Regions from separate parts of the Homo sapiens genome. Here region 2 is linked to region 1. Evidence: chromatin loops called from intact Hi-C (ENCODE). Cell type or tissue: PC-3. All regions are shown on one strand. Links, peaks and the distances in the headings refer to the core of each region. The heading gives the core; the rest is flanking DNA.

What was found. Peaks named below come from ENCODE experiments on the same cell type or tissue, not always from the same donor. Only the 100,000 strongest peaks of a DNase experiment are listed, where the experiment ranks them.
Region 2: it touches region 1 in a loop (8-fold over the local background); 1 of 110 quality-filtered maps calls a loop at or near these places.

The regions. Positions count from the first base shown.
Region 1 is chr14:55,723,194-55,739,781 of GRCh38, reverse strand. No RefSeq gene overlaps it. Among named protein-coding and RNA genes, the nearest start is that of LINC00520, 65 kb to the left of the region's middle. In PC-3, for the core only: CTCF peaks have their summits at 7,473 and 7,690 (motif pointing left); a DNase peak (open chromatin) is centred at 7,701.
Region 2 is chr14:55,881,053-55,897,640 of GRCh38, reverse strand. No RefSeq gene overlaps it. Among named protein-coding and RNA genes, the nearest start is that of LINC00520, 93 kb to the right of the region's middle. In PC-3, for the core only: no CTCF peak of the experiment used is centred there; a DNase peak (open chromatin) is centred at 8,330; H3K27me3 peaks cover 1,339 bases.

The sequences.
Region 1 (16,588 bases), core at 5,795-10,794:
CCTGCGATCACAGGAGAAGCTGCCAATATTTCACCTGACTCTCTCCCATCTCTGCAGAATTCTATCTGAAAGTTATTTCCTCAGGAAAGCTCCTCTAATCCCCCAGATTCATTTATTCCCTCAACAAATATTTATTGAATGGATAACATTTACTGAATGGCCCCCAGGGGTTAGATGCCCTTAGTACAATCTCTCCTAGCTACCCCCTTCCCTCTTTGAACACTTAATAATGATGTTAATTAACTACTTACATAATTATTTCTTAGGGTCTTTAAGACCTCCTTTTCCCACCCACCCTTCTGGAATATTGAGCTACTTGACAACAAGAATCAAATTGGTCTTGTTAACTGCTGTATCCTCAGAGTCTAGCTTCTTTTGGCACCTATTGGTTGCCAACACATGCTGAATGAATGAGTGAACAAATGAATGAGCAAACTGCCAAGGCCAGCGCTGTTCAAATAGAAATGCTGACCACAAAGACAAGTCATACATGGAATTTTTAATTTTTTAGAAGCTACATTTTAAAAAGTAAAAAGAGTGAAATTAATTATAAGGATATAGTTTATTCATCTCAACATATCTAAAATATTATCATTTCAGCACTTAATCAATATGAAATAATTATAAAAGTGATCTTTTGCATTCTTTCTCTCATGCTGTCTTCAAAATCCAGTATGTATTTTACTCCTACCACACATCTCAATTTGTACTAGGCACATTTCAAGTGCTCAGTAGCCACATGGGGCCACCACATTGGACAGCCAAAGTCCAGGCTTAAACAGAGGCTTCCAGTGTGCTCATTTTCTGGTAAGGTAGGAGAAAAGTTATGCTCTGCTATGCCAACACACAGTATAGCCATTATGCTTATGGTCTATTGAGTCAGACTGCTTGGTTCAAATCCTGACTCTACTACTTACTCCTTGTGCCCTGGGAAAATTACCTAACCACCCTGTGCCTCAGGTTCCTCTTCCAGAAAATGGGAGTCATAACTGTAGCTACACTGTGGGAGACTGTATTAGGAGAAAATGAGTTAAGACCCATAAAGGCTGGGGGCGCTGGCTCACGCCTGTAATCCCAACACTTTGGGAGGCCGAGGCGGGCGGATCACAAGGTCAGGAGATCGAGACCATCCTGGCTAACACAGTGAAACCTTGTCTCTACTAAAAATACAAAAACAAAATTAGCCAGGGGTGGTAGCGGGCACCTGTAGTCCCAGCTACTCGGGAGGGTGAGGCAGGAGAATGGCATGAACCCGGGAGGCGGAGCTTGCAGTGAGCCGAGATCGCGCCACAGCACTCCAGCCTGGGTGAAAGGAGACTCCATCTCAAGAAAAAAAAAAAAACCATAAAGCCCTTACAACAATGCCTGCCACACAGTAACTACTCAATAATATTAGCCATTAATGTTTAATTATGTTTATATCTTATAAAGCTATTAGGCCCCACTTGCTGCCCCAAGAGATGGGAGGTAGCTCTAGTCACAATACATTCTGTTGGTAGGATGAAGGTAAAACCAGTATCCATTTTAGAGATGAATTCTGAACATATTCTTTCATGGGCACTGCAAGATATATTTTAGCAAAAAAGATTGGGTCAGGTACAGTGGCTTATGCCTATAATCCCAGCCCTTTGGGAGGCAAAGGCAATTGATCACTTGAGCCCAGGAGTTTGAGACCAGCCTGGCCAATATGGTGAGACCCTGTCTCTATTTATAAAAAATAAAATATAGATAGAGATAGATGATAGATAGATAGATAGATAGATAGATAGATAGATAGATAGATAGATAATTGTGGACATACAAATTATATAGGCTAGCAAAAATTTTTAGGTTCACCTAAAGAAGAAAATTTAGACTCTGCCATAGTACACTCGTCATTTGTGAGAATGGGAAGTACCGGTTTAAATAAAAACCTTTTACAACTTTGTAAAGGTTTTTTATGCATCTCTTTCACCTCTGAAATTCAAGTTCCACTGTATAAGACACACAAGTTGTCTATTTTCCAATCCAGCATGTAAAGCAAATGACATTTACACTGGACTTCCTCCGGCATAAAATCTGCTTGGGAAAGCTGAGGACTCCATAGGTTCCAGCCCTAGTGCTGATACCTTTCTTATCCCTGTTTGCTGTCACCATGGTCTTAGAGCAGAGGAACACCACCTTTGGAGAAGAGCCTGGGTGGGCACAGCATTGCTGACAGGGGCAGCTCTTCGCCTTCTCAGTTCCAGGGGATTCCCACCAAGCTGGGGTAGTTCCAATCCCATTCTAACTCCATGTGGTCTAGGCTGAGAGCCTCAGGGTCAGCCCCACACCCAAGCTTTCTAGGTGTTCTTTTGTCCAGGGATCACAGAGTCCAGTGAGGTCCAGAATCACTAGATCTGTGACCACAAAGGAGTAGGCATGGAGATGAAATGGTGTGTTGCACTTGAACGGGCATCTTTGCAAAGAGGATCATAAAATATGGAAACGCGCCAAAAAAAATCATTGTGCATTGGGCTTCCACAATCACTTCTGTGTGTGTGCATGTGTGCATAAATGTGACTGAGTGACTGAGATGGCCAAAGTGACTTGCAGGGACATGAAATTGAGCCAAAGCCCCCAGTCTGTTGAAACATAGTCATCTGTTTGAAGTTAAGTGTCTACTTACTTAGGAAATAAGAACACAGAAGAAAACAGACAAAGAGTAAACTCTGGCATATTGAACTCTGGGAGCTTCTCTGCCATTCTCTCTTTGAATATTGCCTCTTCCTCATTCTCTCTTTCTACTCAAAATGTGATGTATGGACCAGGTGTGGCTTCACCACCTGGAAGCTTGTTAGAAATGCAAAATAGCTGGCACCTCTCAAGACCTATGGAATCAGAATCAAGAACTCAATGAGACACCTAGGTGAACCATATGCACATTAAAATTTGAAAAGCACTAGTTGATATTCTTTCCTTCTGGAACTTCTATTAAATCTATACGAGTCAGGGTGGCTCATCATATCCCATCACAGAACAACCAGGAGCAGGAGAGTGTGGGGCCTGACTCCTGCTGCTGAAGCTTCCATCTGGGGGAAGGAAAAAGAATTTATCTTCTTAATAGTTTGAAAACTATTACTCAGTCTATGTAACATCTCTTTGGCCACATCATTTTAATACATAAATCAAAATGTATGTATTAGTCTGCTAATAAGACATACCTGCTAATAAGACATACCTGAGACTGGGTAATTTATAAAGGAAAGAGGTTTAATAGACTCACAGTTCAGCATGGCTGGGGAGGCCTCAGAAAACTTACAATCATGGAAGAAGGGGAAGCAAACATGTCTTTCTTCACATGGCAGCAGGAGAGAGAAGAATGAGAGCCAAGTGAGGGGGGTAGCCCCTTATAAAACCATCAGATCTTGTGAGAACTTACTCACTATCACAAGAACAGCATGAGGGTAACCGCTCTATGATTAAACTACCTCCCACTGGGCCCCACCCATGGCATGTGGGGATTATGGGAACTACAATTCAAGATGAGATTTAGGTGAGAACACAGCCAAACCCTATCAGTGGCTAACTGCCATAAGAAACAACCTTAAGATGTCAGTGGCTTAGCAGTGGTTTCTTTCTAATTCATATTCAAACTGAGGCAGCTGAGCAGAGGAAAGGGAGAATTCGTCACTCAGGAAGCCAGAAGAACTTCCATCTTCTCATGAAGGAAGAGAGTATGTGAGAGATTGTAGGAGAGATTGTCCAGGCAAGAGGAAAGTGCTGCTCCTCCTTCCTGCTCATGTCTCATTGGCCAGAACTCAATCACAAGGTCCACCTGACCACAACCAGCTAAGCTGTGTGGTCTAGAAGTGCACCCTGGTAGAAAAGGAGGAACTCAGATACTGGTGACATGAATGTGTTGTGCTTATTCTGTGCTCCATGTCTCAACCTCCTATCCCATATTCCATTTGTCTATCTTTTGGTGCTGTATCCTGGGTGATTTCTTTATCTCTACCTTCCAAATCACTAATTCTCTCTCACATTCAGTCCAGACCAACCTTTGTCAAATGTTTTCTTAAAGGGCCCGGTAGTAAATACTTTAGAGTGTGTGGCCACATCGTCTCTATTCAACTATTCAACTCTGCTATTTGTAGTTCAACAGCAGCCTAAGACAATATGCTAAAGAATGGGCATGGCTGTGGTCTAATAAAACTTTATTTACAAAATCAGGCAGCTGGCCCACAGGCTAGAGTTTGTTGATCCCTGGTCTAGACCACTGCTATGGTTTGAATGTGTGTCCCCTTCAAAATTCATATGGAAATTTAATCCCTATCATGGTGGTATTAAAAGGTGGGGCTTCTAGGGAAACGATGAAGTCAAGAGGGCTCTGGCCTCATGAATGGATTAATGGCCTTACAAAAGAGGCTGCAAAGACAGTTCACCTTCTTGCCCTTCCATCCTTCACCATGCGAGAACATAGTGTTTCTCCCCTTCCAAGGATGAAGCCACAAGGAGCCATCTTGGAAACAAACACCAGGTCCTTGCTATACAACTTGATCTTGAACTCCCAGCCTCCAGAATTGTGAGAAATAAATTTCTGTTCCTTGTAAATTCAGTCTCAGGTATTTTATTAATAGCAGCATAAACATGTTAAGACAGATTTTTATTTTAATTACTTTTTTTTGTTTTCTAAATTTCTATCTCTTGTTCAAATCTGCCTGTTCTTTTTTATAAGGTCTTGTTTTGCTGTATGGATTCTATTTTCCCTTTATTCCTCTGAGTGTTTTAAACATTTATTTTTAAGTTCATTTCACATCACTCTATTATCTGTGATTCCTCTGGGATACTAACTGGTCACCAGGGGAAGTGACCAGCAAACAGCTGAGCCTCACCATATCCCACCACAGACCAACTGGGAGCAGGAGAGTGTGGGGCCTGGCTCCTGCTGCTGAAGCTTCCATCTGCAGGAAGGAAAAAGAATTTCTCTTCTTAATAGTTTGAAAACTAGTCTATGTAATATCTCTTTGGCCATGTCACTTTAATACATAAATCAAAATTTGTAATATCTTTTATCACAAAACAAGCACAAGTAAAGAGTAGCAGTTATTAGCTTATCAAGATGGCTGACACCTCCCAGCTCATACAGATGGTGTTGCACCCTCTGCTTCAACAGGCTCAGTGACTGGGAGACCTCCCTCCAACTCAAAGCACCTATTCTGGGAGGTGCTTAACATCCTTGAGCCTCAATTTCATCATCTATGAAAAAGAGCTAATAATGCCTACCTTACAGAAATGTTATGAAATTTCATTAAAATAATATAAATAACAGTGCTTGACCCAAAGTAGGTACTCAACAAATATTTCCATACGGAAGCACAATCTGATGTCTGTGTCTTATTACTGATGTCACAATCTCATTAAAAATGTCTTATTTATCTTGAACTAAAGATATGTTCTAATTCTGCCCTGTTGACTATGTAGAATGGGTCTAATTCTTCTTCCAAGAAGCTCTCAAATACATGAGGGTGATGTGTCATGCCCTCTTCACCAAACTTTCTCTTCTCTAACCAAATGCCCCCAAGTTCCTCCAACTAAACAAGAATTTCTTGTCTCAAAAGTAACTAGAAGCTCTTGGGCTCTAGTGGCTCCCAAGACGGAGCTCAGCACCAATAACACACCCTTTGCCCCTGGGGATCCCAAACTTGATCTTGTGGATATGGGTAAAGTTCATGATCAGCCAAATGCTTTCTTCATTATACAAAATTCAGGGGAGTGTCTCCATATCCTCTCCCCATTCCCAACACTGATGGCAAACCCTGTTTTGTTTCAAGGAGCCTGTTTTAGGATGAATATGCTCTTCACCATTGAAATCCAGTTCTGAACCTTTGAAGTGACATTTATTGTGGTTTTAGGAAAGGTTCACTGGAGGTGAGAAGTGACAGCTCTGGGTGATAAATCAAATGCAGCTCAGTTTTAATTTAAGGGAAAACCATCATCAAGTCAGCATGGCTCAGGCATCAGCCAGCCCTGGCTGGCAGCTTGTGATTTCTTATGTAAATGGTAAAGAGAACATTGAACGGTGACAATTTCTTCAGCTGCTAGGATGAGCCGTCAGCTTCTGTTCTCTGCTTAAACTTGACATCTTAAACTTCTGGTTAGAGGAGAGTCATGTTAACAAAAACGTTTCAGGACTAATCATAATCATAAAGCCTTTCTTAGAAACAACGGTACTTATACAGCATGTTACACAACACACCTGGTCTGTTTTGCTTCTTCAAAGCAGAATAGTCTAGCTTGGGATAGTCTAGCACTGCCTGTCCAACACAGTAGCCAGTAGCCACATGTGGCCACTAAGTGTTTGAGATCTCGCTAGTTTACATTAAGCTGTGCTAAAATAGAAGTATAAAATATGACACAGAATTTCAAAGATTTCATACAAAAAATGTAAAATATCTTACTCATAATCTTTTATGTTGATTTTATGTTGAAATGATAATATTTTGGATATAATAGATTAACTACTTATTAAAAAGTAATTTCACCTGTTTCTTACTGATGTCACAGTCTCATTAAACATTTTTCCATTGTGGCTGATAGAAAACTTTAAATTACACATGTGGCTCACATTTGTGGCTACCATTATGTTTCTAGTGGACAATGCTGGTCTGAAAGGCAAGGCAGGGAGCTGGAAATCCCATGTTTCTCTAGCTCATCCTCTCGGTGCAGACTCAGAAACAAAGGAGCTTACCATCAGAAGCTATCACGGGTTTTACTGTTTCTTTGTTGGTTAGACTAGAGCAGTGGTCCTCAAACTTCAGTGAACATAAGTGCTATGGACTGAATTGTGTCCTGCCCTGCCCCCCTCAAATTCACATATTGATGCTCTAAATTCCCCCATGTGATTGTTTCGGAGATAAGGCCTTTAAGGAGGGGATTAAAGTTAAATGAATCATAAGGGTGGGGCCCTGATCCAATAGAACTTGTGTCCTTATAAGAAGAGGAAGAGGCCAGGAGCCGTGGCTCAGGTCTATAATCCCAACTCTTTGGGAGGTCAAGGAAGGCAGATCACTTGAGGTCAGGAGTTTGAAACCAGCCTGGCCAACATGGTGAAACTCTGTCTCCACAAAAAATACAAAAATTAGCCAAGCGTGGTGGCATGTGCCTGTAATCCCAACTACTCCAGAGGCTGAGGCATGAGAATCGCCTGAACCTGGGAAGCAGAGGTTGCAGTGAGCTGAGATTGCACCACTGAACTCCAGTCTGGGTAGAGCTTCTCTCCCCAATATATGAGGACACAGCGAGAAGGTGGCCATCTGCCAGCCAGAGGAGAGCCCCCACCAGGAACTGAGCCTTGCAGGAACCTTGATCTTGGACTTTCAGCTTCCAGAACTGAAAAAATAGATGTCTGTTGTTTATGCCACCCAGTCTGTGGTACTTTGTTATGGCAGCCTGAGCAGACTAAGACCATAAGCATCACCTGGTGAATTTGTCAAACACACAAATTCCCAGACCCTCTTCCTGAGAAATACTGATTTTATTGATGTGGGATAGGCCTGGGAATTCACTTTTCTTTAGCAAGCATTGTAGGTACATATATGTGGACCATACTTTGAGATACCCTGGACTACAAGAAACATAATTATCTGGACTCCTTTGGCACTGTTGCCGGCCTGAATTGGACCCCCAATTCTGCCACTCCAGCAGTAGTAGCCAAATTAGTTTGATCATGGGCGCCCCCTTTTGGTAAAGCATTTTTGAGCATGCAACTCACCACACAGCTATACTTAACTGATAAATTACATATGCCCAACTGTAAATCATATACTAAATATTAGTAAAGATTTTTTACATAAAAATAAATACAGAAAAGGAGTTATGCTGTTTTCTTTCTGGGTCCCAGTGGGCCATCTTTAACCTGTGGAAGTCTCTCACTGAACACAAATTACACAGCTTCATATTTCCTTGCCTTTGCATGAGTTCCCATCTGCAATCTGTGCAGTGAGAAAATGCCTATTTATGCCTCAGGATTCAGCTCATAAATCCCTGTGCAGCTCTTTATTCCCCCTCCGTCTCCCACAGGTGGAGTTATTCCTTCTGCCCCTCTGTGCAGCACCTCTGTACTAATGTCACCTCTACTGACTTATCACATTGAATTGTAAGTATTTGTTTAACGTTTCCATTCCTTAAGGACTGTGCTTTATGTATCTCTGTTTCACCTGGGCCTTACACACAGTTCCTGGTACATAATGTTTTGTGTTTCTTTGGTTGGTTTGGTTGGGTTTTGTTTTTTTTCTTTTTTCTTTTCTGTTTGTAACAGGAACAAACCAATGAATGTAAGTGCAATTAACCGATACTTGAAGCAAGCCACCGCCCTTCTATGCACAAGCAAAATCACCCCAGTGCATGTGAAAAATAACCCACATTAAAGGGTGCAGTGCAAAAAGCTATCTAAAGACATACTGGGTTTTAAGTTTGAGTTTACAAAAACATGTATAATTCACACAAGAGCTGAGGATGAAAGCAAACAGCTTAAGCAGCCAACAGCATAAGGAGCAGAGAAGAAGGATTTTTTTTTAACTGATCTTTTTTAATTGTTTAATTGTCTTAAGATCAGGATCCCCTGGCAAAGTCACAATGGATGGTTTGTGAGAGGTCTCAGTACATCTTTGTGAGGCAGGACAAAGATGGATGGGGAACAAGAAAGCTTTTAAGGGCATTACAATTTATTATCTATATCCAGGTCTGCACTGCACAAAATGAAGGAATCATCTGGTCCAAACTCAAAAAATTGTGGCTAAGAGTATCACCTTTTGGAAACACAGACCTGGCTTAGGGTGTATAATAGCAGTGTCCTTCCTCTGCAAGGTCTAAACAGCCTCATTACTTAGGAAATTGTCTTCCCTGTTCCTTCACATATCTCTTACTATCTCAGTCTGTGCTTCTCCTGTGGATTATAAAGGGCTGCCCAGGCTGGAAGAATTTACTGGCACCCTCTCACATGTGCTAGGGTGCAGGCTGATGAAACAAATGCTTTGTCACTTCCCTGTTTACACAAAAGCTTTTTCTCTCAGCAGGAACTTGAAAGAAACTAAGGTGAACATAATCAGTTTATCTTCTTAGACCCACTTAAAAGGATTGACCCTGTGATATACTGGAAAGCAAAATACAAGTCTGTTTATAAATGGCTTTTTAAGGTGATTAACAAGTAACATTAGCAGGTAGAAAGATTTCCATACTGTTTCCCCAAGAGTAGGGTTGCCAAATGTTGCAAATAAAAATATGGAATGCCAGTTAAATTTGAACAGCAGATAGATAATGAATAATTTTGGGGTATAAATATGTCCAAATATTGCGTGCACCCTAAATTTTATCAGGCAACACTACCTCAAAGGGAAAAGGCTGTACATAACCCTTGTGGGGAGAATGTCTTCCCATTGGCTGAAAGGTATATATTAATAAAAACATAGGCCCGAAAGTTGAGATATCTGAGTTCTCTTCTAGATTAGTTTTTCATTAATTCATCAATTCTTCATCCCTAACAGTCTAGTGCCATGTACTAGGTTAATTCCTTAATAATAAAAAAAAAAAAGTTGCTGGAGAGAAACATGGTCCCTGACTTCTTTCAGCTTATAATCCAATGGTGTGACCCTTAGCCTGCCTGTGCCCCATTTTGCCAGCTGTAGAATGAAGCGGTTGATCACCTTGGGTTTATGTTTTGCAGAGTGTATTCTATACTAATAGATATTCCATCAAAGAAGGTTTTTGTGACAAAAAATATAATAAACATTGAGTTAAAAAGTTAATAGCATTTTACTGTAAGTCTTGTCAACATTTTAATGAGCTAATCATCATCATGACCCCTAGATGGTGACTTACTGCAGAACCATCCCTTCGAGGAGCCACTCTGGGGACTAGTGTTCTATGGAACACACTTTGGGAAATGCTGCCCTAAGCCAAGAACTAAAATTCTTTGTAAGTCTGTACTTGCCTTCTTTCCCTTCTCTGCCTAAAATGTTCTTCATCCTTAAAGAGCCAGCCCATATGTTTCCTCCTCTGTGAAGCCTTTCCTTCTGACTTCCCCCCAGTCATCACTCCCCACTGAGAACACATAGGGCATCACAAGGCAGAGACATTTGTCTGGTTCAGTTCTACATCCCAGCACCAAGCAATAGGCCTGGTCAGTACAGTGAGTTATGCCAGCAAATATGCTTTCTCATGAATAAGTAAGCGAATTAACACACACTGCCAACCAAGTTACCCTGTCCCCTGCCTTCCCATAGCACTTTTTTTGGTTGTAATATAATTATTTAATTCCTACCCTCTTTATACTGGAAATATTTTGAGGACAGCAAAGAAACATTATTAATTTTTCCATCCCTAGTAAATAAGCTCAGTCCCTGGCACATGCCTTGCTCTCTATAAACGACAATAAATAGCATTTACTGCATCACTCTTTACCAGGTACTCACATGAATTATTTTATTTCATCTTCACAACAATCTCATGGAAGGCATTATAGCAGATATTGTGGATTGGCTTGATCATCCTCCATACTAGAAAGCTGAAAACTATTTCCCAAATTCCTTTGGAGCTCAGGCTTTGCATATAGATTAGGTTTCATAAGTTATAAGTATTTGCATGAGTTTGGGAAGGTGAAAATGAGGCAGAGGCCACTTCTTGCCCCTTTTAGAAATTTCATTCTGGCAAGCAAGGGTGTGGAGATGTGATCCTTTTCTGCAGCAGGACTGCAGTCCTTCTCCAGCTTCCTGGGCATTTAAAGCAGAACCAGTAGCAATACAACATTTCAGCTGTGTTTTTAAACTCACCAGTTCCCATCGTGCTGGCTTCAGAGGTACAGCTCCCCTAGTACGTCAGTTCTGTGATAGGGAATCACTGCTCCTCCAGCCCTTTCAGCAACTGTGTAAGTATATAGTTCCTTGTATTAAATCCCTTTCTGCTAAAACACCTAGAAGAGTTTTAGTTTCTTGTACTAAACCCTTGCTGAGACAGAAATTACTATCATTATCCTTTCTCCAGAAGAGAAAACTAAAGTATAGAGAGATTAATTTATTTCCCCCAAGGTACCAAGTGGCAGAGCCAAGATTTGAACCCAAAGGCCATATCCTTTTGTTATCCTCCTCTCAACAAGATCACACAGGGCAGGGTTGCCAGTAGAACTCAAGAAGGAAAAACTGCCTTCATTTACCAGCCAACCACTACTTAAAATTACTAGTAAAATGTAAAACTGTTTTTACATTTATGAATTATGGCATATCCACCTATGGAATATTATGCAGACATTAAAAATAAAGTTGTATAAAACCATAATAAAAGAATATGGTGTAGAGCTCTATGTTAATAAATTTGAAAGCCTAGATAAAAATTTTCTAGGGAAATATTTATCAAAATTCAAAGAAGTAATATAGGAAAAGAATGATCGATAACTTTGATAGCAATTGTATAAGTTGCAAATAGTTGCCCCTGCAAAAAAAAAAAAAAAAAACACCTAACATAAGTGGATCCATGGATGAATCCTTCTAAATTTTCAAGGAACTGATCATTCCAATGCTACCTGTTTCAGAGCATAGAGAAAGAAATAAAGCTTTCCAGTTCTTTTCAGAAAACCTAAATACCAATGACTTAAAACCCAGCAAAACCTTAACAAAGAGAATCCAGCAATATATTAAAAGGGTAATATGTTTAAAGTTCATATGGAACCAAAAAAGAGCCCATATTGCCAAGACAATCCTAAGCCAAAAGAACAAAGCTGGAGGCATCACGCTACCTGACTTCAAACTATACTACAAGGCTACAGTAACCAAAACAGAATGATACTGGTACCAAAACAGAGATATAGACCAATGGAACAGAACAGAGGCCTCAGAAATAACACCACACATCTACAACCATCTGATCTTTGACAAACCTGACAAGAAATGTGGAAAGGATTCCCTATTTAATAAATGGTGCTGGGAAAACTGGCTAGCCATAAGTAGAAAGCTGAAACTGGATCCTTTCCTTACACCTTATACAAAAATTAATTCAAGATGGATTAAAGACAAATGTTAGACCTAAAACCATAAAAACCCTAGAAGAAAACCAATACCATTCAGGCCATAGGCATGGGCAAGGACTTCATGACTAAAACACCAAAAGCAATGGCAACAAAAGCCAAAATAGACAAATGGGATCTAATTAAACTAAAGAGCTTCTGCACAGCAAAAGAAACTACCATCAGAGTGAACAGGAAACCTACAGAATGGGAGAAAATTTTTTGCAATCTACCCATCTGATGAAGGGCTAATATCCAGAATCTACAATGAACTTAAACAAATTTACAAGAAAAAAAAAACCCCATCAAAAAGTGGGCAAAGGATATGAACAGACACTTCTCAAAAAAAGACATTTATGCAGCCAACAGACACATGAAAAAATGCTCATCATCACTGGCCATCAGAGAAATGCAAATCAAAACCACAATGAGATACCATCTCACACCAGTTAGAATGGCGATCATTAAAAAGTCAGGAAACAACAGGTGCTGGAGAGGATGTGGAGAAATAGGAACACTTTTACACTGTTGGTGGGAGTGTCAATTAGTTCCACCATTGTGGAAGACACTGTGGCGATTCCTCAAGGATCTAGAACTAGAAATACCATTTGACCCAGTGATCCCATTACTGGGTATATACCCAAAGGATTATAAATCATGCTACTATAAAGACACATGGACACGTATGTTTATTGCAGCACTATTCACAATAGCAAAGACTTGGAACCAACCCAAATGTCCACCAATGATAGACTGGATTAAGAAAATGTGGCACATATACACCATGGAATACTATGCAGCCATAAAAAGGGATGAGTTCATGTCCTTTGCAGAGACATGGATGAAGCTGGAAACCATCATTCTAAGCAAACTATCACAAGAACAGAAAACCAAACACCGCATGTTCTCACTCATAGGTGGAAACTGAACAATGAAAACACTTGGACACAGGGCAGGGAACATCACACACCGCGCCTGTTGTAGGGTCGGGGGCTGGGGGAGGGATAGCATTAGGAGAAATACCTAATGTAAATGATGAGTTAATGGATGCAGCAAACCAACATGGCACATGTATACATATGTAACAAACCTGCACATTGTGCACATGTACCCTAGAACTTAAAGTATAATAATAAAAAAAGGGTAATAGGTTAGGCAAGTTTTATTCCAAAAATACAAAAGTAATTTAATATTAAGAAATCTATTCATGAGAGCATCCACACTGATAGGTTAAAGGAGAAAACTCATGTGGCCATATAAATACATGCCTAAAACAGAATTTAATAAAATTTAATACTCATTCCCCAGAAAAACCCTTAATGAGGTAAGATGATATGGATACAGGAATATGTAGTGACATCTATAACATAATAAATATATTTAAAGAAGGGAGAATAAATAGATAAAAATATAGGTCTTAAAAGAGCTAGCTTAACATTTATATGGTGAATTACCATGGAAATAATCCTGTTAAAATCAAGAAGGAAAGTTGTCCACCATCTCTACTTTCGTCCAGCAATATTCTGGTGGTTAATGCAATTAGACAAAAGAATAAATACAGTTTTTAGCAGCTACTAAGCTCTCTGCCAGCACCAGTGATTTCTCTGATAGATCCCTCTGTGGAACCAGCACAATGCCAACTAAACTCTTAAATGACCAGGGCTTCCTCCAGACCCCTACCCTCTGTCCAGCCTTGTCATAGTCTTACAATCAGTATGACCATGAAATGAAGAATGTTCATACTCACTCCCTTTCCACACTGCATCCCATGCAAAGTTATTTGATAAAAATTCCGCAACAGAGAAAAAAGGACCCTGCCCATAAATTCAAGCCCTTTTGTCGGGTGACACCTTTTGTTTGTGGAAGAGAGTACTGGCACAGTGCAAAGACAAAAGCAGGAGGTAGATTTCAAAAAATAAATAAACTAGCGAAGTTTGGTCACAAATGTGAATGGAGACTTAATTGATTTGTACGTGAAAAACGCCACAGTGCCTGAATCAAGGCTCCATACAAAGTCATCATTATTATTATTCACCACTGTAAAAGCATGGCTTGTTTTCAGTTCTTCTGTGTTGAAGCTAGCGAGACATGATCATAAAGCTCCAAGACAACGTTCAATTACTAGTGCCTCTTATTAGAAAGCAGCATTTTTCTTTTCAGGGTTATATACCACCATTTTTCTTATTCATTACTGATGCAATATCAAGCTGTGAACTTCTGCAAGGCTGGAAATAATTCATGCAACCAATCTTCTTTAACAAACTAATCATCTCTCCCCCTTTAGGAAGTACCAGATATGGAACACTGGTGATGATTATGAAAAATAACAGTATTTATAAGAACCCACTGGGCTCAATGCTATCTTCAGTATAGCTAAGGAAACTTTAACTGTGTTTAATGATCTTTCCAGCTAACATTGTCATTGAAACAGGCAGGGCCTGCCACAATCATGTTAAGACAGAAGTTCTCAAACATTTTGTTCTCAGAAACCCTTTATACTCTTGAAAGATGATTAAGGACCTGAAAGAGCTTTAGTGTAAATGTATTACAAGTATTGATTTTTGCCATTAGAAATTAAAACTGAAAAGAATTTTAAATATGAATTTGTTAATCTTAAAAGAATTAACCTACTACATGTTAATATTTTCACAAAATACAACTATATTTTCCAAAACAAAAACATTAGTAAGAGATTGGCTTTGCTTTATATTTTTGCACATCTCTTTCATGCCTGGCTTCTTTAAAGATAGCTAGACTCTCATATCTGCTTCTATATTCAACCTGTTCTGATATCACATGTCACAGAGCATCTGGAGAACCCCTCTGTCCACTCATGGGAGGATGCAAGTGAAAAAGGCAAATAACGTCTTTGTAGAATTATTATTAAGATAGTTTTGACCTCACAAAGATACTGAGAAAGTCTCAGAAACACTGGGGTTCCCCCAACACATTTTGAGAACTGCTGATTTTGAATAAGACTGACTCCCATCAAAGGTAATGTTTACTATGTAGAGAAGAAGGCAGGCACTAGCATTGGAAAAGTTAAAGTTCCATTGGAGATACAAAGCTAAACGGATACAGAAAACAGTGTCACTTTAAGCAGCTTATAATTTATTTTGCAGTAATGTGGTGATGTATATTGCATTACTGTTCAAAATAGTTGCTGCCTTTCTTCCCAGTTTCTTCTTACTGGCCTCTGTCTGCAGACACCCCTCCTACAAGAAGATCACGCTCTTTCCATTTCGTAGTGTTCATGTCTGCCATCAGACTCACTGTGGCCAATGAAATGTGAGTGGAAGTGACATGTGCTACTTCTGTGCAGAAGTTTTCAGGGACATTATATGATTCCTGCATCCCTCTTCTCTCCAGTGAGACCCACCATGTCTCAGGAAGGAGCTGCTTCTTCCGCCTGGGTCCCAAAATGAAAACCAGGTAACCCTGAGCACATAATTCATCTCAATGGAGCAGACTGGCAGTCAGTCCGTGAGGTACATTAACAAAGGAGTAATTCACTGACACGCTTAGAGTTGTTTGCCACTGCAGTGTAACTTAGGCTATGCTGACTGATACAGGTGGGTAAGATACATACAAAAAAAGACCTTAAACATTCAAGAAAATCTAGGTTGTTTGGGGAAGGGAGCACTGACACACGTGTTAAGGAACAGAAAGCAAAGGGGATCTCACTCAGCATCCTCAATTTTTTTTAGCAAATATTTAATCAAATGTAAGAAGTATTATGGAGTCAGGCCCTATGCTAGACATTGAATACTCAGGGATGAGTAAAATGTGGTCTCAGAATGGAAGGAAGTGGTGGGAGCCATGGGCTTTAACACTAGACCTAGATTGGAAGCGTAGTTCTGCTACTTCAACTGAGTGATCTTGGGTAAGTTTTCTGAGCTTTATTTTTCTCATCTGTAAATGGGAATGATAATACTTCAAATGATGGTGAGTTTTAAATGAAACAACTGTGAAAAGCATATAACAGATAGCTCTGCACACAGTAGTCTGCACGTGCAGGACAGGCTACTTTTCCTCCTCTTTCATCTTCCCATCTCACACTCCCAGGTGAGGATCTTGGGATTCTTTGCTTAGCTCTGTCTATGAGTTTTTCACTTACTTTTCTAGAGTTTAGTCTCTCCAAAAATAAAACATTGTATATATACGTACATGCACACACACACACACACACCCCTTTCATTTTATCTGTCACTCAGCTAATACTTATTAAATACTATTATTATCCCTATTTTACAAATTGGATAAGTAAAACATAAGGCAAGGGGGATCTCTGTCAGCACCCTCAATTTTTTTAGCAAATATTTAATCAAATGTAATTAGCATTATGGAGTCAGGCCCTATGTTAGATATTGAATATTCAGGGCTGAATAAGACATGGAATGGTCTTAGAATGGAAGAAGGCGGTGGGAGTCATGAGTTATTCATGAGAGATTAAATAAGTTCCCAAGATCACATGTTAGCATATACATATCTACCTTTTAACAGCTGATAGTACTTGACAGTGTTGATATATTACAGTTTACCTAACCATTCCCATTGTGATGGACATTTTCAACT
Region 2 (16,588 bases), core at 6,347-11,346, 160 kb before region 1:
GGATAATATGATTGAGAGCAACAATGAAGTAACAGTTAAGGACAAGAGTCTGTTCCTGCCTTCACAAGTAAGCGGCTGTAGGACAATGGGCAAGTCAACTATCCTTTCTGTGACATAGTTACCTTTGGATAAAATCAGAATAACAATACTTTCTACCCTTACATGGGAATTATGAGGATCAAATGAGGTGATAGATGTGGACAACTTTACTAAATACATACAAATACATGACATAATATTGTGTGCTAATGTTGTCAACAATGAGATTGTGTGAGGAGGGTGGATTTGTTAAACAGAGATGTAGAAAGCAACACAGTCCCACACAATCATTCTCAGCATGGACCCTCCTAGTAGCAGAAGTGACTCCTACCACCAAGGAAAGCAAAACACACACACACACACACATACACACGCTCTTACACAGTCTGTGAGTCTGTGGATATAGGACAGGGAGCTCAGGTTACAGAAAGAACTGCCAGGCCAAGGCACAGATCAAAGCTAATCCATGGTAAATGAGTAAAATGGTCAGGTAGAAATTTATAGAATTTACATTGAAGATTTTGTTATGCCTTCCACAGAAATAACTAATAAAAACTTGCTACTTAAAGTAAACTTTAGGAAGGAGAAATGAGAAGCAATCTACAAGTAATAGCAAGTGCCTTAAAACAAGGATGCCAACTCCAAGGCAGACAGCCTGGTAGAAGTGTAATAGAAACCAGGATTATGAAGCAAAACAGTTTTGTGGCCTCAAATAAGGTGCGACTAAGGAAGGAGGGCCTCAAAAGTTTTGCCAGCTGACTGTTGAGGAGAAGGATGGCCATTTCTGTGCCATCTAGCGTGTAAGACGTGCAACATTCATAGCCTGTGTGAGTGCAGCCAGGACCAGGGCCAGGGCATTGGCAGCCAGAACCCCCGGCATGAGGTGGACCCAAAAGGAAGGGGCAGTGGAAATGCTCCCCAAAGTAGCTGTATTAGTCCGTTTTCACACTGCTGATAAACACACACCCAAGACTGGGTAAGTTATAAAGAAAAAGAGGTTTAATGGACTCACAGTTCCACGTAGGTGGGGAGGCCTCACAATCATGGCAGAAGCCACCTCTTCACAGGGTGGCAGGAGAGAGAATGAGAGCCAAGTGGAAGGGGAAACCCCTCAGAAAACGCAGATCTTGTGAGACTCATTCACTACCATGAGAACAATATGGGGGAAACTGGCCCCGTGATTCAATTATCTCCCACTGGGTCCCTCCCACAACACGTGGGAATTATGGGAGCTACAATTCAAGATGAGGTTCAGGTGAGGACACAGAGCCAAACCATATCCGTAGCTGAGAAGACAGCTTTCCTTCAGGAGCACCTAGGAGCTTACTCCTCCCCCTCCGAGGGCTGGCTGAGGTTCCAGTGATTTTCCTAGGAGAGGCTGCCCCAGACACAATACGAACCTCCAATTCCTCAGTGCACCCAGGCTGATGTGGCCACAGGAAGCAAAGCTGCTTGTGCATCATAAGGGTACAATTCTCCAGTTTGGTGCTTAAGAAAATAAAGCGCAAGTGAGGCCAACTTGCTTTCCATTGCCTACTTGAACCCTCCCTCCAAGTGCTTCCAACTTTAAAAGCAACTGGAACACAGAAAGCTCACTGGTAGTTAAAAATTCAGACAGAGTTCGACATGGATTACTTTTGTTCCTGGAATCTGTGTGGGCAGCTTTTCTTTAGTCCTCGACACTTAGCAAGGGACAAGGGACCACAGAAATTACAAAGGCAAGCTTCTAGAGAGCAATCCGTGGTGAGCTGTAATATGTTTACTTATGAATTAGCCTTTAATCAACAGATTTAATATTAATTAAAAATTCATAAGCTGCTCTTTGCATAGAAATGACATAATTATGTCTCTGATTCAACTTAAAGTGTCCACTGCAGAATGTGTAAAATGTTAATTAGTAGCGAAATGCACTTAAGAAAAAAATTCTTTTAATTATGTAATAAGGCTCATTACAATGGGTAATCAACAAAGCTGCCAAATTAGCCCTCTGGTGGCATTTTTCTACATAGAGCAAACAAACTTTTGTTTGTAGACAAGGTGTGGGGGTGTGTGTGTGTGTGTGTGTGTGTGTGTGTGAATAGACAGATTTTAAATTGCTGTGGAGAAGGAAGCAGCAGTAAGTCCCAGAAACAGTTAGAAATGACCTTGTAATCTCTCAATTCTGTCAGACAGTAAAGATGACGCAGATAAAGGAAGAAAGTCTGAAGTATTCCTCCACTAGTTGAGCAAATGCTCAAAACCTCCACTGGGTCTCACCCGATGTGGTGTGATCTTTCGGAGACCTGAGCTCTTTCTAATAGTGGTAGGAGTTCAGGCAGCAAGAGTATTAACAGGTATTGAGATAGCATCAACAGAATATAGAATATCAAAGAAACAGAAAATGTGATCCCTGCTTTTCATTGATATGACCCCAAAAACTGAGTCTCCATCCATCCCGTTTGTGCAGATGCCAGCGTCAAGAACTCATCAAACACACATTTGTGGGCCAGGCACAGTGGCTCACGCCTATAATCCCAGCACTCTCGTAGGCCGAGGCAGAAGGATCACTTGAGATCAAGAGATCGAGACCATCCTGGCCAACATGGTGAAACCCCATCTCTACTAAAAATACAAAACTTAGCCAGGCATGGTTGTGCATGCCTGTAATCCCAGCTACTCAGGAGGCTGAGGTGGGAGTAATCACTTGAACCTGGGAGGTGGAGGTTGCAGTGAGCCGAGATTGTGCCACTGCACTCCATCCTGGGCAACAGAATGAGACTCCGTCTCAAAAAAAAAAATTGTGAACAAAGATGCAACCCATCCATCAGTGGTTCACCATTCACTCATTCATTCATTAAGCCCAGTGCCAGGGGCACACAGAGGACAAAGGTTTGCTTCCAAGCAGCTCTTGAAAGCAGCTTGAGGAGCAAATTTAGGCTTTGAAAATCAGACCATCCCAGATTCCACACATCATAGCCTCATCCTCACTACACAGAGCCACAGGAGCTTAGGCAAATAACTGTTGAGACTCAATGTCCTCATCTACATGGGGGTTACTTTGTCTGCTTGGTGGAGTTCTATAAAGGTTCCAGTGAGACAATCAATGTAAAGGATTTGGCCCCCGCACGGCAAAAGGCAGTGCACAATGACTGTCTCTGCCCCATCCTCACTTCGTGGCTGGTGCTGCTTTGTCAGCCTTAGCTAAATTTAACACACAGTATGATATAAAGACAGTGGATTTTAAGAAATTCTCCATGGACTTTAAATTAACTAATGTTGGTATTAAGCTGGGTAGCCCTGAAAAGTTACGAAGGTTTCAGACCCACCTCTAGATGAGTGCAGAGCTACTGCATCTGAATGAGGATGATCAAGGAGGTCTTGGGCACCTTTCTATATTCAGTGGCTCAGAATACCTAGCTCACAGAGGGTGCTTAATACATGTGGAATTAACAAATGCATGAATCTGCTAGGCAGGCCACCCAGTGCACACGAACTAGCCCAAAGCAGGGAACAACCGAGAGCTTAATCACCCAGTTTAAGCAGACTTGCTGAGACCCTCTTTGCAAGGAGGCTGCCAACTGTCAGATTTCGCGGCTCCAGCAGAGGCACTGATCCATCTTGGAGCCTATGAGTTCATTCTGACAAATGCCTGGAACGTGAAATGGAATGAGGTTGCCATAGTGGATGTGTTCCAGGATGGATCAGGGATCCATCCAAGATGAGCTTGCCCAGTCTGTAATGCACAGGCTCAGTTCTAAAGTAAGCAGCCAATGCCACTGAGATCTCCTTACCACGCTCTCCCGCTGCCAGGATATGCCTTGTTTAGAAAGGAGGGCCAGAGCCTGTGTATGAAAACCAGGAGATCAGCACCAGCCAGGGCAAGGGCAGAAAGACTCTGAAATGTTCTGTTCAGCCTCAACCACTTCTGGTTGCCCTCCTTACTCAGATATTGCTTTTACAAAAGAATTTAATGAACAGTAAAGGATAGATTGCTTAGCTAGAGATAGATGATAGGTAGGTAGGTAGGTAGGTAGGTAGATACATAGATACATAAACATAGATGGATAGATAGAGAAGGTGGGAGGGTTCAGGCACGGCACTTTCCCAGAGGTATGAGCATTTACAAAGAGAATGCAAACCTTTAAAAAGGAAAATCCTGTGTGTGGGGATTCATGGGACAGCCCAAATTTGCCAGCTAAGTGGTACAGCCAGCCCTCAAACATAGGCTTTCTGATTCCAAATCATCATTTCAGGCTGCCCTCATACGTAACATTATATCCTAGGGAAATAAATATGAATAATCAGTTACTCTTGCTTTAAAAAATTCCTCCCACGACACAAAACCTGCTGTAGGAACAAAGTTAAGTTAAATAATTTGGGGGCTCTAATGACAACAATCAGATAATTGAGACAGGAAGAAACACCAAGTGTTTTGACTCCCAAAACCATTTTCTTATAACCCAATTTCAGTTTAAATCTACACAACAGCTGCTGGTGGTGTTACGTAATTCCCTAAAGGCACTACCTCCTAGAAGACAACATTGTAAATAACCGCATCAAATCCCAGCAAACTCTGGTCTCAGCAATGACCTTGAGGCTAATCGGACCTCTACTTTCTATATCCAACAGACACCCAGAAGTGCAGGATATGTCTGGGTGGGCTCCTCCAGGAGCTACATTCACTGTTGTAACCTACAAAACCATAGTAACAATCTCTATACAATTTGGATAATGACAGTCTGTAAGTGTGCTATTGGTTTTCATTATGATAGACCATATTACAAAACTAGCTATAAAATGTTAGATGGGCAGCAATGACCTTCATTTCAATATCAGATTCTTCCCTGACAGCCTCCTCAGTGTCCACTTCGGGATCACGCAGGTGCTGAGTTTCAGTCAGGGCATATGGGAACATTTTTGCTGTCCGTTTGTAATCAGAGCCATAGGAACTTGGGGTGCTTGTTAGCTCTGTAACTCAGATGTTAGCTGGGATTTCACAGACACTTAAGATCTAGGTAAGATGAATTCATGCCCTCTTATCAAAGCCCAAAGCCCTAAGCTCCCTCCTCAAAATTCCTCAGATCCTCAAATATTTATGCTTATATCATCTTTGACCTCCAATTCCCAGCTTCTGCTGTAATTTTGTTTTTCACTCTGCATCTTGTCCATTGATCTCTACTCTGGAATTGACCCAAACTAAGTATCCACTCTCCTAAATCCTCACCTTCAAAACAAGTTCAAATAGTAATAATTATTATTAATAACTAAGACATTGAGTACTTACTATATATCAAGCACTATTCAAAGCACCTATGTATAATGATGCATTTGGTCTGCCCAACAACCCTTTGAAAGATGTTCAGAACTGTTGCATGTACCATAATTAAGATTTGAGGATCACAGCGAAGCAACATCGCATTATGCACCCAAGAAAAACAATATACAATTCTGTCTAGTTCATTCTGGTTGCTCTGGTCTTCAGTTTTTTATAGTCTATCTCTGTCCCATGTAGCAAACCCAGCCTTTCACTCTCATCACATCTCCTTCTACTCTCTCCCATCCCAAATTTCCTCCTCACTTATTCTCCCTTAAATTAACCTAAGAACCTCTTTTTTTTTTTTTTTAGACGGAGTTTTGCTCTTGTCTCCCAGGCTGGAGTGCAATGGCGGGATCTCAGCTTACAGCAACCGCCGCCTCCTGGGAAGAATCTCTTTCTTATGCAGAGAAATTCTGCACCTACCCCCAAATTCACGTGTAGAAACAATTGCTATGCTCAGCAGAACAAGGAGACTCACTCTCCATGGGCAATGACTTCCCTTAGAAGGCAGCTTGGGTTATAAATAACACGTTTGCTTGAGGTTGTTGGTTCTTGTTGTTGTTATACCTAGAAACATATCAGGAATTGAACTGAAATCATTTGTGGACAATCACTTTTAATATTTTAAATTTAATTTCTTTGCATAGGTAGTACATTTTCAAGTTCTAAATTCAAAGAATTCAAAAGCATATACATAATAAGAATTCTCCTTTTGCCCCAGACCTCCAGCAACTGAATTCCTTTCCCAATAGCAACCAATTTCATCAAGTTGTGTACACTCCAGAAATATTTTAGGCATCTATAAATACACTTTCTGAAATTTCATCCTTCATTTTTTTATCATAATGATATGAAAATGGTAACATGTTTTGCCACTGTTTGGCACTTTGCTTCTTTCATTCAACAATAGCTCTTGGTGGTCATTCCATATTTACATGAACAGCCGCTTTATTCTTTGCTATGGTTGTGTATCTAACCAATTCCGTAGGGTGGACATTTATGTTGGTTCCAACCTTCTTCTCTTATAAACTATAGCACAATTAATAATATACCCATTAATCATCTCACATGTGTGTTCACACATAGACATTTAGGTTGATTCCGTATCTTGGCTATTGTGAATAGTGCTGCAATAAATACAGGGGTGCAGATATCACTTTGACATACTGGCTTCATTTCCTTTGAATATACACCCAGTAGTTGTACTGCTGGATGATATGGTAGTTCCATTTTTTTTCTTTTTGAGGAACCCTATATTATTTTCCATAATGGTTGTCCTAATTTATATTCCTACCAACAGTGTGTAAGGGTACCCTTTACTCCACATCCTTGACAATGCTTGTTATCTTTTGTCTTTTTGATGATAGCTATTCTTACTGGAGTGAGGTGACGTTTCACTGTGGTTTTAACTTGCATGTCCAGACCTTCCATGAACTGAGTTCAAGTTCTTTTTGCCCTATCTTCAACCGATCTTCTGCCCACCCTACACTCCAGGTCGACTGATCTCCCAGCTCATCCTCATCCACTCTCAGAGCATTTCTGCTTAAGATGCCTTCCTCAACCTCATTTTTCCACAATCTCTCCTCCAGGAATTCTTCTTCCTGGGCCCCTATCCCTCCAGTATCAGTGTATTCCTTTTCTGGACTCTTCTAGTGTTCTATTTATACCTCGCTATTGGCCTATTCTGCATTGTGATATGTGTATTTATTCATCTAACATTCGACAAGTATTATTTAGGCTCCATGATGTGCCGGGCACTGTGCTAAGTGCTGAGTAGACAGAGGTGACCAAAGCAGTGAGGAGCTCAGTCTGGAGCTCCTCGCAGAGCTCTAACCATCTAGAGGCCTGAATGGAGGCCTAAATCTCCTACCAGGGCAGTGGTTCTTAACGGCAGGTGGTGGTGGCCGTTTTGTCCCCCTGTGGGACATCTGGCAATGTCTGGAGACATTTTTGGTTGTCACAACTGGAAAGGGGTGCATTGCTATATAGTGAGTAGAGGCCAGGGGTGTTACTAAGCATCCTTCAATTCATAGAACCTGCACCCATAACAAAGAATTATCTGGCCAACCTGGACAACATAGTAACACCCCATCTCTACTAAAATTTTTTTAATTAGCCAGACATGGTGGTGCACCCCTGTAGTCCCAGCTACTCAGGAGGCTGAGGTGAGGGGATTGCTTGAGCCCAGGAGGTCGAGGCTTCAGTGAGTCATGATGGTGCTACTGTACTCCAGCCTGGGTGACAGAGCAAGACCCCATCTCAAAAAAAAAAAAAAAAAAGAAAGAAAGAAAAGAAAAAATTATCTGGCTGCAAATGCCAAATGTCAATAGTTGCTGAATGGAGAGACATTGTCCTAGATTTAAAAAATAAATAAAATTAAGTACCTAGGGAGGGGAGTGTGTTTATTGCTTAGTTTAATATTCTCCAAAACCCCCAACACAGTGACTTGATACATAGTAGCTCCTACATATTTTCAGGAATAAAAATGGTACCCTTAGGATATAGGAAAGAGATAAGTTTTAATTAGGAAAAGCAATAAGAAATATTAGTTAATTTCAGAGGGGAGATCATAGTCTAAACTTCTTTGCCATGGGTATGGTAAATTAAGTTAGTATTTTATGCTCCATTGTTATGTTTTCTTCATTATAATATTTATCATATAAATCCACCAACTTACATAACTCATTGGGAAAGCAAGGGATTAATTAGGCAATTTCAAGATGCATAAATACATTAATATTAACAAAATATATATGGTGACTGGGGAACACATTAAGAGACATAAATCAATGATAATATAGCAGAGCAAACTTACCAGCAGAAAGCAGGCTTGCAATGTCTACAAATGTTCTTTTGTATTTAATAATGTGACAGATTCCTGGCACAATCCTCGTATTTGTTATAGGGCTATTAATTTCATCATACGCACCTTGCATGAACTTGCTTTATTGCATTTGTGAGTATAATGGGAAAGGTCATGAGAGGTCACTGCCACGGCAATGACTTGGCATCCACAGCTTTTGAAATGATTCCTGGGCGCACAGCAAAGACAAACCTCTGGCAAGGAATGGCGTTCTGATGTGCTAACAGGATGCCCACAGACATGCATATCAGGTTCAGGCTACCTGGGAGCTCTAGCCAAGCCCAGAGTCTCCTTATATCTGCGGGATTTTCCTCCCAGCTGTCCAAGGAAGACTTTATTCAAAGGTATAAATCCCCAACACTTCAGTCTTAGAATCTTACTGAGAGCTGTAATTGGGCCCTTTTCATTTTACAGAGAGTGAAACTAAGGCAGAAAGAGTTGAGGTGGTTGCCAAAGGCAGACAACTGGCTGATAGATGACCTGGTCTAGAGGCCTCTGAGGCTACTAACATCTCTTTACCTTTTCTGATTTAAAATCAAATAATCTCCCACTATTAAAGAGAGATTACACTTAATATACCCATTGCTAGCAACTGGCTTCTTTATTTCATGTATTATTTGGTTTCAAATGCATTTTACCGTTGAAAGAGGCTTTGTATACCTTTAACCAAACATGGATATGTTAATTTACGCATTTGTCAATGTCTGGTGGTTGATGTCTGTGGAGCAGCCAGTGTCTAATCAAGAAAATGGAAAATATTCCAGATATTTCAGAGGGCATTTCATACAGGTAAATGGTTCATGGGGTGTTGGAGGGATTGGGGAGCACAAAAATCCAAACTGCAAAATTGCTCAAAGATAAGTAACTGTGGAAAGGGCTTAGAAGAGCAAGGGGGACATGATGTCCTGGCTCATGTCCACTGCACTCTCCTGGCTGCCACAGTAGGAATCACCTGGCTGCTGAGGAGGAACCCAGGAGAGGCGCTTGCTGCCCACTGATGCTGCTTCCATTGCTGCTACTGCTGCCTGGAGCTGATAGTCTCCCATCACTACCTCCCATTGGCAGAATCTAGTAAGCCAGCTGGCTAAGAAGTCTGAGAGGCATAGTTTCAGGCTTTTCCTGTCCCAGAAGTAGAAAGGTGGGTAAAAAAAGGCTAAGTATGAAGTTGAGTGACCACTCTTCCATTGAAAATTCTGTGCATGTCTCATGTAAGAACAAACTGCACGTGTATTTTTAAAACGTGCCCATTGTTGCTCCCATGTCATCCAGTCTTCATCATCTTTTATTCCTATTTTTTCTCTTTCCTTCCTTCTTCATATATTCTGGGCTAAGCAATGCATTTGGCATTGGGAATGCCAAGTGAACCAGACAGTGTTCCTGCTCCATGAGAGTTATAATTTATGCCAATGGTAAGACAAACCTTTTGAGCTCTTCCAAATTTTTTTCTTGTTTTCATTTTTGTTTTTACTTTTCCCATTTCTAACTTTCCCAGGATAGTAATTCCCTTATTTAAATGACATACAGATGCTGCTTAATATTCATGAATTAGAGAGCTGTTTACACTCCTACGGTAAACATAAATCATTTGTCTAATAGGATGCAATTTCAAGATTAAGAGAGGATACTAGTTAACGAGTGTGTGTGAATTTTATCGTCTTATTCTTCATAGCTGAGACTCAGTCAAGGCTTTCTGTATGTTTATTGTAATCAGCCTAAGGGATATTAATAAATAATATTTTTCAAGACAAAAAAGATGAAAACATAGTTTGTATATATGGATCTCTCTCTCCCTCTCTCTCTCTCTCTCTCTCTCTCTCTCTCTCTCTCTATATATATATATATATATATATATATTTTTTTTTTTTTTTTTTTTTTTTTGAGACAGAGTTTTGCTCTCGTTGCCCAGGCTAGAGTGCAATGGCACAATCTCAGCTCAACGCAACCTCTACCTCTCATGTTCAAGCAATTTTCCTGCCTCAGCCTCCTGAATAGCTGGGATTACAGGCATGCACCACCATGCCTGGCTAATTTTGTATTTTTAGTAGAGATGGGGTTTCTCCATGTTGGTCAGGCTGGTCTCGAACTCCCAACCTCAGGTGATCCACCCATCTCAGCCTCCCAAAGTGCTGGGATTACAGGTGTCAGCCACCGTGCCTGGCAGGATCTATATTTCTCATAGAGCTTCTCTGCAAAATGCATAAAAACCAGTTTGTTCACTCATTGAGCTAAATGTATTGATGGTTACCAGTGTATCCAGTGCTTGGTGCTAAGTATACAGACGAACATAAGAAAGAAACCCTGTTCTCCAGAACTTGCCACCTACTGGAGTCAATTAACAGTGACAGCCTGGGGTACAGAATGCCTAATGAAGGGGTAAGAACACACAGAGAGAGGGTGCCCACGTCAGCCGGAGGACTCAGGGAAGGTTTCCAAGAGAAGGAAGGATTTCAATGAATTTGAAGGTGGGTACAAATCAAGTGAATAAGGGAGAGGAGGAGAAGGCCTTTCAACCCCAGGGCACATTGCACAAGAAAGGTCATGAGATAGGTATTAAGGAAGGTGCAAGGATGACTTCTATCAAGCGTGAAATGAGATGACACTGTGGTTGTTAGCAGGAGTTGGGCTTTGGAAGTTTTAAACTAATGTGCAAAGGGCTTTATTCCTAAGGAGGTGGTGAGCCACCTACCAGCTTTGGAGGGGAGAATAAGATCATTCTGGGAGCAGCATGGAGGATGGATTGAAAGGAATCAAGACTGAGACAGAGGGAACAGTTGGAAGACATTGTGGTCCCTAGATGAGAAATGACAAGGACAGAAATTGTGAAGCTGGAGGGGGAGATGAAGAGCAGAAGGCAGAGCCAAGAAATATACAAGCTAGAGAGTCAATAACATAGAGTGAGAAGAGGAATGCTGTGAGAGGGCAAGGAGGATCTCAAATGCCTTCCAGGATGCTGATTTGGGTGACCTGCAGGCTGGTGGTCCAATGACCAAAGCCAGGAAACATAGGAGCAGGACAAGTTAGCAGAGACAGATAGTGAGTAGTGGAAGATGGCTGGGGGAGAAGGGGAGTTCCATTTTTAACACGTTCAAATTCAAATGCCTAAGAAACATCCCCATGAAAAGACCCAGTGTTTGGTGGGCAACATGGATGTGGAACTCAGTGGACAGGCCTGAGCTGAGCTGTCTGCATGGCTTTGAGAGTCATCTGCTTTGTAAGTGAAGCCACGGATGTGGAAGAAATAACTCACATGGGAGAGAAGAAGGCTAAGGATAAATTGCCTGAAAACATCGACGTTTAAAGGACTTACAAAGTGAAAGAAACTCACAAAGAAAAGGGAAAGAATGGTCAGAACTGCAGGAGGAAAAAAAGTATGCCTGTTCTGCTCTTCTTCATCTTATGCACCTGGATCCCCCAGGTTGTTTCTGTTGGAAACCAGTTGTCCATCCTTTCGTATCCTATTCTTCAGTGAGTTCTATCATTACATTTTCAAAACAGATCACAACTCTGTGTGCCTCTCCTTACACTACTGGCAGCATCTGGGTCCTGGTTCAAGCCCCTGGACTACGTGATCTTCACCTCCCCACTCATCCTTAATTCCCCCTTGCTCAGCTGTAATCCAGAGAACCTGCCTGTTTTGTTCATTCAACACAGCAGTAGTTTGTTGAATGATTGAATGATTGAATAAATGTAGAACTGCCTAATGGTACAAAGAAATTGGGAAAATTCTTTTGATTGGGCATTCGGGAAGACTTTGGTAAAGCCATTCTCCTGGAGAGGTAGAAGGTGTTAGTAGCTGTGTCTTTAATTCTCCGTGATGTTAGTGACAGGGATTATTCTCTGCGGCCAGAGGTTACTCTCTTGCCTGTAGACAGAAGAGCTGAAATTAAACTATTTCTTAAGATTTTAAGTTTCCATAGAGAAGGGGATTTTTTTTGGATGATCAAAAATATCCATTGCTACTCAGTGCCTCATGCTTTTAAGGAAATCATAGCATTAACTGTCCAAATCTTGAATCTTCCTTAAACCTCCCACTAAAATTTTGATATATCATAAATGTCAGTGCCTCTAATGAGATACCAGTACCAAATCCCCTGGGGTCCTCATACGCTTTCTATGTCACATCTTGGCAACTTTCAGGAAGTGAGGTAAGGGATTTTGTGCCTTCTACATCAGAACCAAATTGAGGAGTAGATGCTTTCACAATGGAAAATTTATCTCACTAGGTACATGTCTGCCAGACCATTACTGCACCTTTCTGTAACCTTTATGAGGTGTGGAGTGAGTGGGTTTTAAAGAGGGAAAAAAAAAATCCTCTAACAGGATTTCTCATGAGTCAATTGCCAGAGTTGGCAGAAAGAGTAAAACTGAGTTGATGAGGAAGGAGGGGCTGGAGTTTTGCTGCAGGACTTGGGCCTCATTAGTGCTTGGCACAGAGGCCTAATGGAAGGCTTAAAGTATTGTTGGGACAATCCCTCAGATTCCCGAGTCTGGGGACTGTCTCCAGAAAAAGATGAGTAAACAAGTGTGCAGCATCAGCGTTGGAGTCAGCATGCCCAGGCAAGAACTGCGGCCCGATATTTATTGCTCTGCCAATGCTTCCCATTAAGGATGTCCCCTGAAGGCTCTAGTATTGGACACCATTTTTCAGATAGAAATTTAGTAACTCAATTGGCATCCACCTGGGCCCCATGGCAAGTGGGACTAAAGCTTGTTTTCCCTTCAAGTGACAACACAGTGATAAATAGATCTACCATCTTTCCCTCCACTGTAATACTCACCCTCTGGCCCTCCTGCATAGGAAAAATGTTTTCATCTTTCCTTGCTAGAAAGAGGTGTGCATTAACCCGGTTCTCCCAAGCCCAGCTCTAAGCGGAGTATAGGCGGAGAGCTGGGTTTGGGATTTGGTGATTGTTGATGACACCCGACTTTCCTTAAGGTCATTCTGCCCCAGAAGAAAGCTCAGATTGTCAGACTGCAATGAGTGTTCCCTCCCTTTTAGCTGCCTTGCAAGATAGGGAATTAGTCCCAAGACTGTCAAAGTCATAACAGCTGTGGAGGAAATCCAACATGGAAGGGGCTCAGAGAGGGCCCAGGGGAAAGGGCTGCCTTGCCGACAAAGCACTAAGGATGTCCTTGAGCTGAGTTTATCAAAGAGATCAGTTCACGATGGGCTGTTCCCCACGATATTGGAGATAGATGGCAACCAGTATCCCAAGACCCTGAGTTTGCTCCAGGCTGATTTTCCAGGAGCATAGAGATCTTCACCAGAGATCAGAAGCAAAGCACCGGAATCCACAACAGGCGCCTTAAAAGCAGCCCTGAGCAGAAGCTGCCAGAGGAAGGTGTGCTTCCTCCTCCCTCCTGATACCCCTGGCACCTAAGATTCCCAGGTCTTGGAGCCTGGGCTTCAAAGCAAGGCCATCTAAATGGTCACAACAAAACCAACCAACAGCCCAGACACGGTAGCTCACGCCTGTAGTCCCAGCACTTTGGGAGGCCAAGGCAGGCAGATCGCATGAGGTCAGGAGTTCGAGACCTGCCTGGCCAACATGGCGAAACCCCATCTCTACTAAAAATACAGAAAATTAACTGGGCTTGGTGGTGTGCACCTGTAATCCCAGCTACTCAAGAGGCTGAGGCACAAGAATCGCTTGAACCCGGGAGGCAGAGATTGCAATGAATCGAGATTGCCTCACTGCCCTCCAGCCTGGGTGAAAGAGCGAGACTCCATCTCAAAAAAAAAAAAAAAAAAAAAAACCAAGAAGGTGCCCCTCTGGAGACCTCCAGCTTCTATCTCCTGCCAAGTTCCTCCCACCTGGGTCTTGAATGCTGCATCTGGGAGCAGGGTGTCCTCTGTGCTCGTGAACAAATGTAGGCTCTCGTGCCTCAACCCTGGCCCAGCTTCAGAATCATTTAGGGGAGCTCTTAAAGAAATAAATGTTCAGGCCCCACCTGCAGACACACTGGAGGCGTGTGGAATTTTAAAGGTGGCGCCCAGGAATTTTAAATCATTTTGAAAAGAGACTTGATGCTGATGCAGCTATCCATGGGCTCACTTTGAAATCACAGTGCTGTAGAGAGGAAGGATTCCAATCTGATTTCAAATCTCTGCTTTGCCACCAACTGGCTTAATATGTAGACAAGCTCTTTTAACATCTCCACATCCTAATTTCCTTACCTCTGTGGTACAGGTAATATATTGACGTTTATAAAGCACTGATCCTTATTTGTATTTACTTGCTGTTGTCTAAGCCTGTGCATTTACGTGAGGTTTATTGTCCCAGAGAAGGAAAGGGTGGAACTAGTGTGGCCACTCCCTTATGAATACCTGGGGAGCCAGGGTTGGGGCAGAGTGGTCTTCAGACTTCCAGAAACTTCCTGCTTACCGAGGCACCTCTGGGTCCAGATCATTATAAGGAAATCAATGTCCTCTTCCACCTGCAGTGTGTGTCTGTGACCCTTTCCTATCTCCCCCTACACTAGTGCCCTTCCCTGACTCTACAGAGAAAGGCACTCACCTCCAATTTCACCAAGAAGCATTGTCCCAGGGTGCAAAACCTATGCTTAAATAATTAACCATAAAATGCATAGTATGTATGTGTGTGTACCTATATATGTATAACTTTGATCAACTATGTATCAAAAATAATTTTAATTAGAACTTAATCCATAATAAATTTTCTAAGACAGTGCTGTGGTGACAAAAAAAAACAATTGAAAATGTTCAACTTATATACAAATTTTTTTGAGAAGAATGATAGGGTAATTCATAAAAGACTTTCAAGCATAAAAATATATCATGTTAGGATAAAGTTCTGCAGAAATGAAATGGAAATACAATTTCAAGGAAAGAGAGAAACATTATGTAACTTCCAACTGATAAAAAAGAGCTTGTTCATGTGTTTTTTGAACCATGGGTATTAAATCACTATGGTATTTAGATTCTATTGGATAAGTTTAAAAGAGTGATATAAGAGTTGTACCCTAAAATATCAATATTTGCAAGATACCAATAATTACATCCTTTGCAACTATTTAATTTAGATAAAAGGCATCTAGTATAATTTAGATAAAAAGCATCTTTAAAGAAGATTGTAGCTTTTTAGAAGGTTTTGAGGACACAGACAGAAAAAAAGTTACAAGGCCACTGAGCTGTATCACAGAGTTGTCATGCATGCCAAGTTGGAGAGAATCTGCAGGGGACATGGAGGTAGTGGAAGCGTGACCCCTTCCAGCCCCAGGGATCATGGTAAGAGAGGGACTGGGAGAGTGGCAAGCCAGTGTGATCCCCCGCTGCCCAAGGCATGAGGATCCCCGTGGCTGGTACATGACATATGGGGATCCACAAGTTTCCATGTGCCCCAGCACAGAGACAGGACAGGAAGGTGCTGAGTCATTGCCTCGTGCAGACTTCACTACAGGACAGCCGACCAGAGCCTGGCAGTTCCAGGCACCTGTCACCCTCGAAGACCAGTGGGTCCATTTTCCTCCCCTGGCCACTCAGACCTGGTGTACACCAGACCAGCCTCCCCTGGTAGAGAGCAGTGAGAGTCCAGAAATCCCATCCCTGACCCTGTGGAATTCCAGTGAGTCCTACAAACACTCAGGACCATCTGTGGGCAAGAAGCAGGGAGTAAGGAATGCTGCAAGAGAATGGGATCATCAAGGGAGAATGAGTCATCCAAAAGAGACTAATTAAAAGACAAATGAAAACAGCCCTGATAGGGAATTTAACTTAGGAAACCTTGACTATTTAAATAGGAAAGAGGCTATAACCCAGAAGACATTGAGACACTGTTAATTGGCAAGAGTCAGTTTTGTGCTACCCAGCAGGGTGTGGACTCATAAGAAGGTTCAAGTCAGCTAGAGAAAATAGAGTCTACGTTGTCTTTGCACGTCTGCACGTTCTGTGAGCAAATTTGACATTCTATTACACCTGGAAACACGGTTAATGATATTTACCTCGCAGGGTTCCTGTAAGAATTAGAGAGAATGCACATAAAGTTCCCCAGCACGTATGTGCCCCTCAAAGGACAACTATCATTCTTTAAAGTTCTGAGTTTCATGTGTAGGATGTGCAGGTTGTTACATAGGTAAATGTGTGCCATGGTGGTTTGCTGCACCTATCAACCCATCACCTAGGTATTAAGCCCTGCATGCATTAGCTATTTTTTCTGATGCTCTCCCTCCCTGCAGCCTCCACCCCACAGGCCCCAGTGTGTGTGTTGTTCCCCTCCCGTGTCCATGTGTTCTCATTGTTCAGCTCCCACTTATAAGTGAGAACATATGGTGTTTGATTTTCTGTTCCTGCATTAGTTTGCTGAGGATAATGGCTACCAGCTCCATCCATGTCTCTACAAAGGACATGATCCCATTCCTGTTTGTGGCTG